Linked DNA regions of Homo sapiens: region 2 is linked to region 1. A link is an interaction called in ENCODE POLR2A ChIA-PET data of the cell type or tissue named here. Cell type or tissue: MCF 10A. All regions are shown on one strand. Each heading gives the region's core, and the rest is flanking DNA. Links, peaks and the distances in the headings are about the cores only.

Region 1 (8,204 bases), core at 1,801-5,800:
TTAAAACCTGCCTATCTCAAAAATTCCCCGGGAAGTTGTCTTCTATTTGGTAGCAAACCTTCCCATTTAAAAGAGTTTATTCTTCCAAAAGTTTACTGCAATAGCCATTGTACTTATAATCATTGCATGAGAAATTCTTGGACAGACAGCTGGGCTTCTTTCTCATTTGATATATTCAAAATTCTCTGGGACATAGAAGGCGAAAGCATAAAAACCAACAAACATATTAAAAAGCTTAGGCTTCACCTTATTATATAAAGGCCCTGGCCAAATTTCAGCCAAACATTTTAAATAAAGACAAAGAAAAATGCCCCTTCTTTTTGCTTTGGATAATTTTTTTTTTCTTTTAAACAGTGACAGGGTCTTGCTACATTGCCAAGGCTGGTCTCAAACTGCTGGGCAACATAGCAATCCTCCAGCCATGGCCTCCCAAAGTGCTGGGATTATAGGTGCCTGGTCTCTAGTGGATAATGTTTGAGGCGAATAATATTTTGTATTGCAGAACCACAACACTATAATCTGCACAGTAGGCTTCCCAACAAAGTAGTTGTAAGGATAATGTTTAAAACAACAGTTTAAATCTTTTAGTGGCTGGGTGCAGTGGCTCTCGCCTGTAATCCCAGCACTTTGGGAGGCCAAGGCAGGAGGATCACTGTGTGGCCCAGGAGTTGGAGACCAGTCTGAACAACACAGTGAGGCCTCAGTTCTATAAAAATAAATAAATAAATAAATAAATAAATAAATAAATAAATAAATCCTTTAGCAATTGAATAAAACTTTTAGATTATATGTTAACACTCTGGTATTCCCCCAAATTATATTTTACCAAAACAATATAAATAGCAGCTTTATTAAACATCTATGTGTCTGCTTCATAGAGGAGGGACTATAACTTTATATTTAAAGGGAATGATCTCATTATAGTTCAAAACTTAAAGAATAAATCCTGGTTGACTTGAGATGACAGATACCCAAATATGTACCCCAGTTATTCCTATGAAAAAGAAATAAACACCCCATGGAAGAATGAAGACATGCTAGTTTTTGTTTTTTTGAGACAGGGTCTCATTTTGTCACCCATGCCGGATATAGTAGCACAATCATTGCTCACTGTAACCCCAAACTCCTGGGCTCAAGTGATCCTCCCACCTTAACTTCCTAAGTAGCTAGGACTACAGACGTGGCATGCTAATTTATTTACAAGAACTTCAGGACATGTAATTTGCAAATTCCTGTGTGAACACACCCACATATTTGTATTTGGCTTTACTTACAAAAATTAAAAGATACCAACACATGATACAGTATACAGTCTACATATACTTATGTTACAGAAATAAAGACAGAACCATTAATATTCTTTAATGACATTCAATCACACACTGTCAATGCTGGCCATTCAACATAGTTAAAACTATTCAACAGATATATACATATTTTATTATAATTGCACAATCACGACCTCTATGATCATCTCCTCTTATTATTATTTTATTTTATTTTGAGACAGACTCTTGTTCTGTTCCCAGGCTGGAGTGCAGTGGCGTGATCTTGGCTCACCACAACCTCTGCCTCCCGGGTTCAAGCGATTCTCATGCCTCAGCCTCTCGAGTAGCCGGGACTGCAGGCACGTGCCACCATGCCCCAATAATTTTTGTATTTTTAGTAGCAATGGGGTTTCACCATGTTGGCCAGGATGGTCTCGATCTCTTGACCTTGTGATCCGTCCACCTCGGCCTCCCAAAGTGCTGAGATTACACGTGTAAGCCACTGGGCCTGGCCTTATTATTTTTTTGAAACAAGCAACAGGATTATCAGACTCTGCTTATTTATTCAAATGTGGTCAGGTTATGACAGGATGACCAGATAAATCAGCAGAACATTTTATTGGCAATCCTAGTACATCAACTAGTAATTCTCAGCAATTTCATTATTTTTACTCTTTCTACTCCTGTGAGAGCCATTTCACAGTCAAGTGTCAATCAATAAGCTATTTACACACATCTTAGTCTGGTCATTGCAGAGCAAATCAATCTCAGGGCATGGTACACTGTGCCTCTTTCATATAGAAAGCCTCACAGTACTTCAAGGTCCTGCAGAGACTTCATAGAATGCTGCTACTGCTGCTATCAATAACAATAATAGTGAGAGTGCAACATGATCACTTAGTTTTCCTGCATGGGTAATATAATTTTGTGCAAAAGGGAAGACAATTCAACACAGCTGATTCCCTGACTGCCTGGTGCTGTCAAATCTTATATTTCCATTTCTTGTAATGTTATATAAAATGTGATCACACTTTCTCTTTGGAACCTTGCTGTTGCTGACATTTTTCCTCCTAGATCTGTTACCCACTGTCCTTGCAGAGAATGGTTTTGTTCTGTGATAGCCTGTCTTTCAGAAACAAAAGCTACTCTCTCTAGTGATCCATGACAGAGAAAAAATACAATACCTCGGCAATCAAAGGATAATTGATACTCTAGTTAATTTAGTTATAGGATTTTGGAGGTTGGCTGCGGGTGAGAATATCTGTCCTTTGTAAGCAATGTTTTTCTTTCCAAAAAATCAGGTGAACATGGTCAAAATGTTATCTAAAACACAGAGCACTCAGCAAAGCTCTCTTATAGTCAAGAGGTAAAAGGCAGATGGCATGATGGTGAGATTCATGTTTGGGAAGAGAGATGGCTGGGCTTTGTCCTGGCTTTTCTGGCTACTGGGGAAAGCAGGGAAACACCTAAGAGAAGGCAGCAGTGAAAAAGAAATAAACCATGTGAGAAACAAAGAAACCCAAAAGAAAGGATGGTGGCAGAGGCAGGACTCAGAGACTTTCAAAAGCAACATCACAGGCTGGGCATGGTGGCTCACGCCTGCAATCCCAGCATTTTGGGAGGCTGAGGCAGGAGGACTGCTTGAGGCCAGGAGTTTGAAACAACCCTGGGCAACACAGGAAGGCCCTGTCTCTAAAGAAAAAGAAAAAAAATAAAAATAAAAAAAGAGCAACATTTTAGAAATAGAAGCTCTCACTTTAAAGGATGTCTTGTAAATTAAGTTCAGAAAATGTCAACTGATTTTACTTTTAAAGACACAAGGAAGGCGGGGCGTGGGTGGCTCATGCCTCTAATCCCAGCACTTTGGATCCCAGGAGGATCGTTTGAGCCCAGGAGTTTGAGACCAGCCTGGGCAACATAGGGAAACCCTGTCTCTACAAAAAATACAAAATTAGCCAGGCATGGTGGTGCATGCCTATGGTCCCAGTTACTCAGGAGGCTGAGGTGGGAGGATCACTTGGCCCCAGGAGGTTGAGGCTACAGTGAGCCAAGATTGTGCCACTGTACTCCAGCCTGGGCAACAGAGTGGAAACCCTGTCTCACAGAAAAAAAAAAAAAAAAAAAGACACAAAGAAGCTTTCTTTTTTAGCAGATAGTGGACACTAGATACCTTAATTACCCTCCTGCTAGAATGAACAAAAAATGCTGGATTTAAAAGCAAACAACCAACCTTTGTAATTGCATTAATAAGCTATCAAGACAGTAAAGAATACTAAAGACCAAAATGGAATGAAAGTGGGAACCCAGAGAGGTAAGCAGAACATTAGAACATGAGTCAGATTTTGCCTTGAGGGCATTTTTCTAGCCTGGTCACCTTAAGCTTTTTAATTTTTTTTCATAGGAGATTAAGTCCAGGGCTTGCCCAGTGTTAGGGAATCTAAGCCTCTTCCCCTCCTCCCCACCCTCAGAGAATTACACCCTCAGTTTCAGAGTGAACTTCACTCTAGTGTTCTAGAACTTTCTACAACACTTCTAGTTCTAGAACATCTAGTTCTAGAAATCTTATCCCCTTGTAGCTCTCAATACCTCTCCATAGATTGTAACCATCTCCCCTGCCCTCCACCCCCATTAAGGAAATAACCTATCTTAAACCTTGACACAAATCATCTGAGAATCCCATCCACATTCCAGTTCTCAGGTAGGTTTGCAGTTTAAATTTGCACTACCTGGGTGGTTTGAAAAACTTCAAGCCAAAAATTCAATGTTGTCCTAGGCTGGTTGTAACCCAGGCAGAAGTACATGAAAACCCTCTCTGGAAGAATCTACCTTCCACTGAGCCTAAAGTTCCAAGAAATCTGTACAAAATTTACAAACACAGTGGAAAATAAGACTCAATGAGTGAGAGCCAACAAAACAAATTTGGGAAGACATATGGAAATTATCAGACACATATTCTGATGGGAAGCGCTAATGAATAAATAGCCAGAGACTATAAAAAATGATCAAGCAGCAGATATAAAAGCACATCAAATACAACTTGTAGAAAGAAATAATATTTAAAGGCTGGGCACAGTGGCTCACACCTGTAATCCCAGCACTTTGGGAGGCTGAGGCGGGTGGATTACCTGAGGTCAGGAGTTTGAGACCAGCCTGGCCAACATGGTGAAACCCTGTCTCTTCTAAAAATACAAAAATTAACTGGGCATAGTGGCATGCACCTGTAATCCCAGGTACTTGGGAGGCTGAGGCAGGAGAATCACTTGAACCTGGGAGGCGGAGTTTGCTGTGAGCTGAGATTGTACCATTGCACTCCAGCCTGGGCAAAAAAAGCAAAACTCTGCCAAAAAAAAAAAAAAAAAAAGAAACAAATAATATTTAAAAATAAAAATTCAATGGATCTGCTTAAAGCAGATTAGTTACAGCTGAAGAAATAAAAAAAAGAATTTGTGCATATAGCTAAAGAAGTACTAGAGAAAACAGACAGCTTTAAATGTTTATATTAAAAAGTAAAAAGTGTTGAAAATGAATGCTAAGCCTTAAACTTAAGTTAGAAAATGAAAAAAATCTCTACAGAGAAAGAATAAAAAGTTTATTTGGGAGACATTAAATAACTGGAAATATGTTCATGGACTGGAATATTGAATATTGTAACGATATTAATTCTCCCCATATTAATATAGGTAGAATTAATACAAAGGCAATCAAAACTCCAGTTGGGCTTTAGAGGGTTTTGTTTGTCTGAAGAACTTGAAAAACTGAGTCTAAAATTTAAGTGGAATTGCAAAGAGCCAAGAATTACAAAGCAGAGGTGTTGCTTTATGAACGATTAAGATTTATTAAAAGGTATCAAAACTAGGACAGTGATATAGGGATAGACATGTAGACTAGTAGAAAAGAATAGAGCCCAGGAGGAAATTCACACAAAGAAGATACTTCATTTATGGCAAAGATGTAGAGCAGTGGAGAAAGGACAATTAATGCTGAGATAATTGCGACAATTACATATCCATATAAAGAAAAAGGGAATGGATCCCTACCTCATCCCATACCCCCAAATAAATTGCTGGTGGAATAAAGACTTATGTGTGAAAAGCAAAACCTTAAAGGATTTAAAAGAATATATGGGGCTGGATGCAGTGGCTCATGCCTGTTATCCCATCACTTTTGGAGGGTGAGGTGGGCGGATCACTTGAGGTCAGGAGTTTGAGACCAGCCTGACCAACATGTGAAATGCTGTCTCTACTAAAAATACAAAAATTAGCCATGCCTGTAGTCCCAGCTACTAGGGAGGCTGAGGCAGGCGAATCACTTGAATCCAGGATGTGGAGGTTGCAGTGAGCTGAGATCATGCCACTGCACTCCAGCATGGAGGACAGACAGACTCCATCTCTAAATAAATAAATAAATAAATAAATAAATAAGGCACCAAAGAAGACATATAAACAGCCAACAGGTATATTTTAAAATGCTGAACATCACTAATCATCAGGAGAATGCAAATCAAAACCACATATGAGGTTATCCCACTGTGTTAGGAAACAAACAAAACAAACAAAAGGTAACAAATGTTGGCTGGACACAATGGCTCATGCCTATAATCTCAGCACTTTGGGAGGCCAAGGCAGGTAAATGGCTTGAGCTCAGGAGTTCAAGACCAGCCTGGGGAACACGGCAAAAGCCCATCTCTACAAAAAATTAGCTGGGTGTGGTAGAATGTGCCTCTAGTGCCAGCTACTTGGGAGGCTGAGGTGGGAGGATCACTGGAGCCGGGGAAGTCCAGGCTGCAGTGAGCCAAGATCATGCCACTGCACTCCAGCCTGGGTGACAAAGTGAGACCCTGTCTCAAAAACAAAAAACAAAAACAAAAACAAAAAGATAAGCGTTGCCAAGGATGTGGAGAAATTAAAACCTTTGTACACTGCTGGTGGGAACACAAAATGGCACATCTGCTTCAGAAAACAGCACAGAGATTCCTCAAAAACTTAAAAATAGAACTACCATGTGATCCAACAATCCTACTTCTGGGTATTTATCCAAAATAACTGAAATCAGGATCTTGAAGAGCACTCCTATGTTCATTTCAGCACTATTCACAATAGCCAAGATGTAGAAATGGCCTAAATGTCCACGGACAGATGAATAGATAAAGAAAATATAGGTAAATACAATGGCATTCTATTCAGACTGTAAAAAGAAGGAAATCCCGACATATGTGACAGCATGGATGAACCTGGAGGACATTTTGCTAAGTGAAATAAGCCAGACACAGAAAGACAAACACTATGTAAGTTCACTTATATGAGGTATCTAAAAGAATCCAATTCATAGAATCAAAGGGTGGAACGGTAGTTGCCAGAGGCTGGGGGAAGCGGGAAATGGGAAGTTACTAATAAGCGAGAATAAAGTTTCAGTCAAGCAAGGAGAACAAGCTCTAGAGATCTGCTGTATAACACTGTACCTATGGTCAACACTAAGGTACTGTACACTTAAGTGTTCTTACCAAAATAAAATAAAATAAGAGAATATAGGAGAATTATTTATTACCTCAAGACACAGAAGGATTTCTTAAAGGAGATGCGAAGTAAAATTACCATGAAGGAAAAGATTGATAAATTTAACTACTTTAAAATTAAGATGTTCTGTTTTGCAAAAGACATAATAAGCATTTGAAAAACAAAGCTACAGAGCAGGGGAAGATATCTGCAAAGCATATACCCAGTAAAGGACCTGATGTGGACCCACAAAGAACCCTTACAAATCAAATAAAAAAACAACTAAATACAAAACCAAGCGAAACCAAACAAAAAGAGCCCAGAAAACTCAATAGAAAAATGGGCAAAAGACTTGATAGGAATTTTACAAAAGATAAATAAACACATTATCAACCATGTCTTTTATCTTCTGACCTCTTGGGCCTTGCTGACCTTGGAGGGACAGTCCCTCTAGGGTTAGCCAATTTCTGGAGATAGTAAACAACTCACCCACAAGCAAACTTTCCAAACACCAACCTGCCCATTGGAGCCAACACCCCACCACCCTGATTATCAGGCTCTCCCACTCCAGGCCACTGCTGCCCTATTCTCGGCACCCCAGGGCCAGGTAGGTACCAGACAACTTGGGACATCCCCTAATGCCCCAGAGCCTGCTGAAATTATTCCAACTAGGCAACCCTAAAGCTGCTTACCCTGCCTCACTGATGCCTTCCTGTGGAAAGCACACCAAAGTCTTCACTCTCCCTCTGCCTCCTGATGCTTCCCCAGGTAGCTTCCCATAGCATGGCATGCCCCCTTCTCTGGGGAACTATAAGTAGCAACTGTCTTCATAAAAATGGTTTGACAGTATAGAGTAAAGCTGAAGACACGGTTACTCCTAGGCATACATCCTAGAGAAACTCCTGTACATTTTCAGTAGAAGACATGTTCAAAATGTCCTAACAGTGCATAGCAGCACTGTTCTTAATAGCAACGAGTAGAAAATACCTGACATATTCATCAAGAACGGAATAGATACATACAATGGAATATTATACAGTGGTAAAATAAACAGTTCAAACTGCAAGCAACTGCACAGATGAACATCAGGAACATAATACTGAGTAGAAAAAACTCACGAAAAATATATACAGTATGATCCCACTTATAGAAGATTTAAGAAAATAGAAAAGGAAACAAGAAACTATTTAAAAACACAAACATAGTGGTTACTCCTGAGGGGGTAAGTAAAGCAGTCAGATCAGGGAAGTGCAAAGGAAACAATAAGTCTTTTTTTCTTAAGCTTGGTGGTGGTTTCATTGGTTTTCATTGTAATGTTATTTTTTATACCTTACACATATTTTATGAATTTTTTTTAATCTACTTTTTTTTTTTTTTTTTTTTTGAGATGAGGTCTGTTCTGTTGCCCAGGCTGGAGGGCAGTGGCGCTATCCTAGTTCACTGT
Region 2 (8,204 bases), core at 2,533-6,532, 160 kb after region 1:
CCAGAATGTCCCATCTCCCAGAGCAACCTGTGCTTTTGTCAGGCAACTCCAACCCTAGGAAAAGTTTCCTTGCCTGCAATAAGAACTCGTCCACTGGTTCAACAAAAATGTATCGAATGCCAACAATATGACTCATGCTAGTTGCTCTTTTTTTGCTAGTTAAGCGCTTTTTGAGACAGGGTCTCGCTCTGTCACCCAGGCTGAAGTGCAGTGGTGCAATCATAGCTCACTTTAATTTCGACTTTCTGGGCTCAAGCCATCCTCCCTCTTCAGCCTCCCGAGTAACTGGGACTATAGGTGCATGCCATCACATGTGGCTAAGTTTTTTTATTTTTAGTGGAAATGAGGCCTCACTATGTTGCCAAGGTGGGTCTTGAACTCCTGGGGAGAAGTGATCCTCCCACCCTGGCCCCGCAAGGTGGGGGAATTACAGGAATGAGCTACCACACCCAGCCTGCTAGTTGCTTTTATATAAAAATGAATAAGCCAGGCTACTGCCTGCCCTCCTCCCAAACGGCTCACAGAAATAATTTTTAAAATAAATATCAAACTTCCAGAAGGGTACTGTATGAGTAAATGCACTTAAAAGACAGGATAAAGCCAACCTATCAAAAAGCTCAGGACATAAGGCAACTTATGAGACGTGAATATGGAAATTCTTAGGAAAAAAAGGGTTAATCATTATGAATACTCATATATGAAATTTCCTTCAACTCTAATCTAACATCTTTTCCTAATCTGGGAACCAGAGGCTAAAAGGAAGACAGTCACCAAGCTCATTACCCATTACAGAAGGGGAGCCGATTTACTTACCCATTTCCTCCAGACTTGGAGTGCACAAAACCAGCTTCCAGTATCACCACCCATTTCCACTCAACAAACCTCTCCCTTCATGTTACCTCTACCCCTTGTTTTCCTATGCTGTCTTTTAAGCCTAAATTAAGAAAAAGATATTCTATTAAAACCACCCCCATTCCTTCCCTCACCCCCCAAGTTACCAAATTAAAAGAAATTCTAGAAAAAAAAAATTAGAATATGGGGTGGTAGTTTAAGTTTATATTATAGCTAACAGCTGAGAAAACTTGATCCAATGTGAATTTGGTCATAAATTCTGTGGAAAGTTTTATTTCCCTAGCTTAGCATAAGTGAAGATTTCCTTTGTTAACATAATGAGGATTTTCTTTTTCCTTTGAAAGCACAAGTTTAAGTTCTGAGTCCTGCCTTGGGTAATTTACATCATCATAAGCCTCAACTGAAATCAATCTCATTAACCTGTTGTGAGGATTAAATTAGAAAATGCATGGAAAAAGTTCAAATATAGAGCCTCATACAGAAAATGCTCAATAAAGAATAACTACTATCAGTATTATTATTATTATATCTATTGGTCCTAAAACATCTTCCCACATTCCCAAGAATTTATATTTTTGTGAGTTCTAATGTACTGCAAATTCCATTTGGGGTAGTGATTATGCCTATGAAAAATGCACTTTTGGCTGGGCACGGTGTCTCATGCCTGTAATCCCAGCACTTTGGGAGGCCAAGGCAGGCGGATCACTTGAGGTCAGGAGTTCAAGACCAGCCTGGCTAACATGGTGAAACCCTGTCTCTACTAAAAGTACAAAAATTAGCTGGGCATGATGGCGGATGCCTGTAAATCCCAGCTACTTGGGAGGCTGAGGCAGGAGAATCACTTGAACCTAGGAGGCGGAGGTTGCAGTGAGCTGAGATGGTGCCACTGCACTTCAGCCTGGGCAACAAGAGTGAAACTCCATCTCAAACAAACAAAAAAAAAGAAAAATGCACTTTTATCTTCTCCGTTATTCATACAAACATGCTTATTGTAGAAAATTGGAAAAGTAGAAAGGAGGGAAATCACCCATTCAGAGAACACATATGTTAACATAGTACAATTACTTTCTGTGTTTTTTTAAATTTATTTATTTTTTGCAGAGATGAGGTCTCACTGTGATGCCAATGAGGTCTCACTATGTTGCCCAGCCAGGTCTTGAACTCCTGGCTTTAAGTGACCCTCCTGCCTCAGCCTAACAAAGTGCTGGGATTATAGGTGTGAGCTACCACACCCAGCCCACTGTATTTTTTTTAATGTAAATGATGTTTTAAATAAAAAAATAACTTTTTATTCCTACAAAAGTAGACATATGCATCATAAAAAGTTAGAAAATGTAACCAAAATATGCTTGATTTTCTATTACCAAGCTATTAATACACTTACCATTTTGTTGTATATCTTTTTAAAATAAATTTGCCTGTTGTATATCTTTTCAAATATTTTTCTAATACGCAAAGCTCTAGGTTACATTCATTTTGATTTTCCAAAACCCAATGATGTGTTCATATACTGTCTTTGGTGCGGAAGGTACAACTCCACTGGTCTATATAGGTAGAATTTTCAGAGCATCAATACCCACTGTCACTGGGCCCCTCCCAAAAGCCAGGCTCTTTATTAGCTTACCTTGAATCCTTATAACAGTCCCAAAGCACACATTCGAACATTCCTATTTTGCAGATGTGAAAACTAAGATTCAAAAAGGTCCCCTAATTAGTCCAAGGCTACAAAACGTTAAGTGACAGAGCCAGGTTTCAATGCATCTTTGTCTGGCTCTAAAGCTCGTATTTTTTCCCCGTATAAGCCTAAATTTAAGCAAGATTACAGATTCTGTATCTGAAAACAATTAGGCGAGATCAATGGATCCAGATCCTTAATTTGGGAGCAAAGTAGTACGATTTTCATTTTACAAAAGGACAAAAGTGACTCAATATTACATAGTGAACAGGGAATTGGGCCTTAAACACAGTTAAATTGGATGAAGACACCATCATTTTAATACAGTTAGTCCTCTGCTATGAAATGTTAAAATTTAGACTTCGCTGGGGTTTTAGGTAAAATGAACACACTCTCAAGCCATCCACAAGTAACCACTAGTGAGCTGTTCTTGGGATGTAATTCAAAGAAGAAAACCCACAGTGTAACTAGGGAGTTATATAGGCCTCAAGCGTAATGCTTTCTCTGGGGTTTATTAAGTCCTACTTCTCAGGCTACTGGAAAGGGTCAATTGAGAATACTAGATGAGATTCCCAGCTCTGCCACTACTTAAGTGACCCTGGGCAAGTTACTAATCCTCTTTAGGGCTCAAGTGACTTCATCCTTAAAACAGGTATAATAAATACTCACCCTTGTGGACTCCCAACACTGTTGCATGAAGGATGAAAGGATGAATGACAAAAGGCTTCAAAAACTTAAATTTCTCATTCAAATATAAGATATCTAATAATAGTAATAACAATTATAATCATATATTGCTATAGCTAAATGTGAGAGAGTGGATATTATGTCAGACACAATTCTATTTTGTAGGAATTAACTCATTTAAATTCTATACCAATCCTATTAGATAAGTATTATTATTATCATCTCAGTTTTACAGATGAGGACTGAGGCAAAAAGAGACTAAGAATTTGCCCACAGCCACCCGGCTGGTAGCTGAAGCTGGGTGCTGAAGGCGGGTTCCTAGAATTCTTTACTTCCTCCTCTTTTCTCACTTCCCCAGGGGAAAAAAAATCAAACCAAAATACATTCTGTTCTCTCAGCAACTTCTGCTGTTCCCAATTACATAATTTTCTTTATAAAACAAATAAAACAACCTTACTCTGACAACCTGTTGATTTAAAAAATGATTTTGTGTATTTCAGCAAAGTTCTATTTGGGTATACTGGGTGATTTAATTAAGAAAAATTTCAAAGAGCTCACAAATCTCTGAAATACTGAATACTATTATCTTCTTGTATTTAAACATTTTTTTTTACTTCTAAAATGTTACTCATGAGGGAGCTTAAAAAGTTGCTCTCCCAGAAGTAAAGAAAATAGTGGTCATCAGAGACTGGGAAGGGTAGGGAGGATGGGTGATACAGAGAGGTTGGTTAATGGGTAAAAAATTACAATTAGATTGGAGGAATAAGTTCTAGTGTTCTATAGTGCAGCAGGTGACTACAGTTAACAATACATTATTGTATATTTTAAAATAGCTAGAAGACAGAATTCTGAATGTTCCCAACACGAAGAAATGATAAATGTTTGAGGTGACAGCTATGTCCATTACTCTGATTTTATCAGTCTACATTGTACACACATATCAAAATATCTCATGTACAATTATGTGTCAATTAAAAACATTAAAAAATGAATACTACTATTTTAACAAAGGTTCTCACTAAAACTTTTCCCCAGTGGTCCTGAAAAATTATACCTTGCTCTTAAAAGATGACACTATCTTAAAACTTCAGTTCCGAGAAAAACTTAAAAAGAAGAAAAATATGCCATGGAGATACAATTTTAAAGTAGTAACACTCATATTTAAAAGAAGCTCATTAATCTACTAAACAATGCACTGTCTATTGATTCTTCTCTCTTAACTGGTGGTTCCTGTGGAGTTATGCTCTGTGGCTGTTGTTGAACATATTCATCCCATACATTTTTATTTTCTCTCCACGGCATATACCCTTAGAAAGTAAGCAAACAAAAATAGTATATAAGCTATAAATGTAGGCCACAAACATAATTCTAAATTTTCTAGAAGCTACATTAAAGCAAGTAAAAGAAACAGGTAACATTTATTTTAAAAATATATTTTAACTCAACATACAAAAATACTATAATTTCAACATGTACTCAATATAAAATATTAATAATTTTATGCTTTTATGATTTCTTATACTAAGTCTTCAAAATCTGCTGTGCATTTTACCCCGACAGCACATTCAACTTGGATTAGCCACCTTTCAAACCCTGAATAGCCACGAAGGGCCAGTAGCTGCCATATTGGACAATGCAGTTCTATAGAGTAGTTTTAAGGGTATAATGAGAATTAGAAAATCAGGATGTTTTGGCTGGGTGCGGTGGCTCACACCTGTAATCCCAGCACTTCGGGAGGTCAAAGCGGACAGATCACCTGAGGTGAGGAGTTTGAGACCAGCCTGGCCAATGTGGAAAAACCTTGTCTCTACTAAAAATACAAACATTAGCCTGGCATGGTGGCAGGCGCCTGTAATCCCCGGTACTCAGGAGGCCGAGGCAGGAGAATTGCTTGAACCCGGGAGGCAGAGGTTGCAGTGAGCCAAGACTGCACCACTACACTCCAGCCTGGGTGGCAGAGCAAGGCTCTGTCTCAAAAAAAGAATGTTTCTCACTCCCAATCACCAAACCATTGGTCAAGGGGAAAAGTTAGAACAAGTGGTAATTCTGCACTGTTTAAGTATTGTTTTAGCATAAAAGTCTCCTTAAACTAGAATTTAAATAGCAGCCTACATTGTAAAAAGTGGACACTCTTATTGGGAAGTAGAGGACATATATCAGCATCCCAAAGTATGTAGTTTGAAAAAGGAATATTCAATATTACAGTGAAATTTTGTATTTGGAAAAAAAGACCATATAGATATATATACACACAATTGTCAATATCTAAATAATGACCATCAGCAAAATCTCAGCCAGTATGGGCACCCAGTGTAACCACACAGAGGGAAGCAGTGGGAGAAAATGTGGGAGAACACTATTAGGTGACTTGAAGTTCTGAAGATCAGTGATAAAACTGGAGCCCAGATCATTTAATTTCCTCCTTTCCACCTTCCCTGTCTTACTTGATTGAGGTCTGTCCTCAGATGTCTCCTCCCCTGAAAGGTTTTCTGCAACCACTTATCTAAAATATATCCACCAGCCCCCGACCTCCGTCACTCCATCCCATTACTATGGTTATTTTTCTTCATAGCACTTATCACTCCCTGACATTAGAATATACAACTATTTATTGACGAATCAGCTCTTTCTCCTTCTGGAATGTAAGCTCCATGAATCAGGGAAATTGTTTTATTCTCTGTGGAATTCTAGTACTCATACAAATCAGGGCATGAGTGGGTTTTCAGTAAATTTGTTTATTCAACAATGCTATGCACCTACCACCCACTATCAGGCATTGTGATAGGTACAAAGAGGACACCTTCAGACTTGGGCAAATGGGGGCTCTGTCCTGGTCAGGAGTCCTGAGGGCCAAGGGAATGGAGGCCACATCCTGCCCCACATTTAGAGTATGCTCTACATATACGATCTGGAATCCCCCATCCATACAGCCCAAGACTGCTTCCAGGGCCTGCCTGGCCTCTGCTCCAGGCACATCCAAGGCCCTGCACAGTGAGGAGCAGAGCTGGGGGTGAGGAAAGAAGGGGGCGAGGCTTCCAGAATTCCATGTGAGGAGATGCTAGCCAATATTAGGGGCAGGTCCAGGTAGACAAGGCACAACTCCTGTCCTAAGCATGCTGTCCAATGGAGCGTGCTGCAACTATGGACATGTTTTATGCTGACACTACACAGTACAGTAGGCTCTGGCTGCGTGTGGCTATGGAGCACTTGATACGTGGTATGGCTAGAAAATGGAACTTTAAAATTTTTGTCTCTAATTTTAATTAAAGTTATATTTATCTAGGCACATGTGGCTTATGTACGTGATATCTGACAGCACAAATCTAGTGGGGAAAAAAAATCAATGATTACAGGTTTGTATATGTTTCCAACTGCTTCTCTTACAAATGACCACAAACGTAGTGGCTTGAAACAACACAGATTTATTCTGTTATAGTTCTGGAGTGCAGAAGTCCAGATGATTTTTCAGAGGCAAATACCAAAGCATCAGGAAGGCTAGCGACTTCTGGAGGCTGTTGGGGAGAATCCATTCCTTGCCTCTTCCAGCTTCTAGAGCCTGCTGACATCCCCTGGCCCTGGACTGAAAGCACACCCCAATCTCTGCTTCAATGTCACATCATCACCTTCTCTCCCTCTGACTCTCTTGCATCCCTGTTATAAGGACCCTTGTGATTACACTGGGCCCACTGGGTCACCTAGGAGAATCTCCCTATCTCAAGATTCTTCACCTAATAACGTCTGCAAAGTCCCTTTTGCCATATAAGGTGATGTTCACAGATTCTGGGGATAGGGATGTGAACATCTTTGGGGGAGCCATTATTCAGCCTACCACAGGTTATTGAGTGCTATAGGAGCTAAAAAGACTGAGAAAGCAAGAGAGAGCCAGAGAAGGATTTTCATCAAGAAAGTGGCATAAAAAAGATCACTCTGGTAGCAGAATGACTGCAGCAAGGTCAGACTGGGGGTAGAGGAACCCATGAGGAAGCTCCTTGGAAGGAAAGAGTAGAGAAGAAAAGAGAAGCCGAAAACCAGCTGGCGGTGGAGGGGCAAGGAGAAGGACGGACAAACATGGGAAGCACTATGGAGCTGGAACCCACAGAAGCTCCGGAGGGGAACCCTCAGTCTGAAAGGATGTTGGTGGAAATGACAAGGAAAGTAAGAATTTCAGCATTCATCTCTCGGAATTCCAGTTGGTGATTTAGAATATCTGTGTCATTTTCCTATTGATGTCACCTTAAATGGATTCCACTATTGGACCAAACACGCAGGCATTTTCCACAATGTGGGTGTTGTAAAAAGTTGATCCATCGTCTAGGCACTAATTAGAACTTTCATCAGGAGTTAAGGATGTGGATGCACACATAGTACAAGGAGGCCACAGGGTCAAGTCCATCCTTCACTTCACCTCAATGCTGAGTTAAAAGGGGATAATGCAAAGGACTTGAAAGTTTCAAAGCCAGAAGATAAATCTGATGAATTCATCTGAGTAAAGTCTAGTGATTAAGCCTGTGAGCTTTGACATCTCACACACCTGGGTTCCAACACTCCTTTGCCACTTTACCAGCTTTGTGACCCTTGAGGGAGGCTAGTGAAGAACACTAGTTTCTTCATCTTTAAAGGAGAGATAAGAATGCATATTATATGGTTGTTGTAAGGGTTAAGTAATATACTATTTCATGCCCAATACAGTGTAGATCTTCAATAAACGTAATTATTATTAACTGGAAGACTTATTTAAAAGAATCATAATCAGAAAAACATACTGTTTATTACTAATAAATCTACTAAGGCTCCCATTAACAGTTTAAAAAAAACCCCTCACACAAGTAGGGATTTCAAATCTGGAAAGAAACGTTATCAGCAAATCCTCACAAAATAACTATGGATAATCTAATGACATGGGTTTAAATATTCATGATCAGTGCCAGCTGAATTGGATTTCTTGAGTTTCTATTCTAGCTTTAACTATTGCACTGGACTTCACAACTAT

What was found. ChIA-PET counts read pairs that join two places held together with the same protein. Peaks named below come from ENCODE experiments on the same cell type or tissue, not always from the same donor. Only the 100,000 strongest peaks of a DNase experiment are listed, where the experiment ranks them.
Region 2: POLR2A ChIA-PET joins it to region 1 with 8 read pairs; 2 of 35 experiments call an interaction of 5 or more read pairs at or near these places.

What each region holds. Positions count from the first base shown.
Region 1 is chr12:64,116,196-64,124,399 of GRCh38, reverse strand. The region is part of intron 18 of SRGAP1 (SLIT-ROBO Rho GTPase activating protein 1); the gene reads right to left. The region is part of intron 1 of LOC105369798 (a long non-coding RNA gene); the gene reads left to right. Among named protein-coding and RNA genes, the nearest start is that of KICS2, 100 kb to the left of the region's middle. In MCF 10A, for the core only: no CTCF peak of the experiment used is centred there; a DNase peak (open chromatin) is centred at 3,619.
Region 2 is chr12:63,959,410-63,967,613 of GRCh38, reverse strand. The region is part of intron 1 of SRGAP1 (SLIT-ROBO Rho GTPase activating protein 1); the gene reads right to left. Among named protein-coding and RNA genes, the nearest start is that of SRGAP1, 120 kb to the right of the region's middle. In MCF 10A, for the core only: no CTCF peak of the experiment used is centred there; no DNase peak of the experiment used is centred there.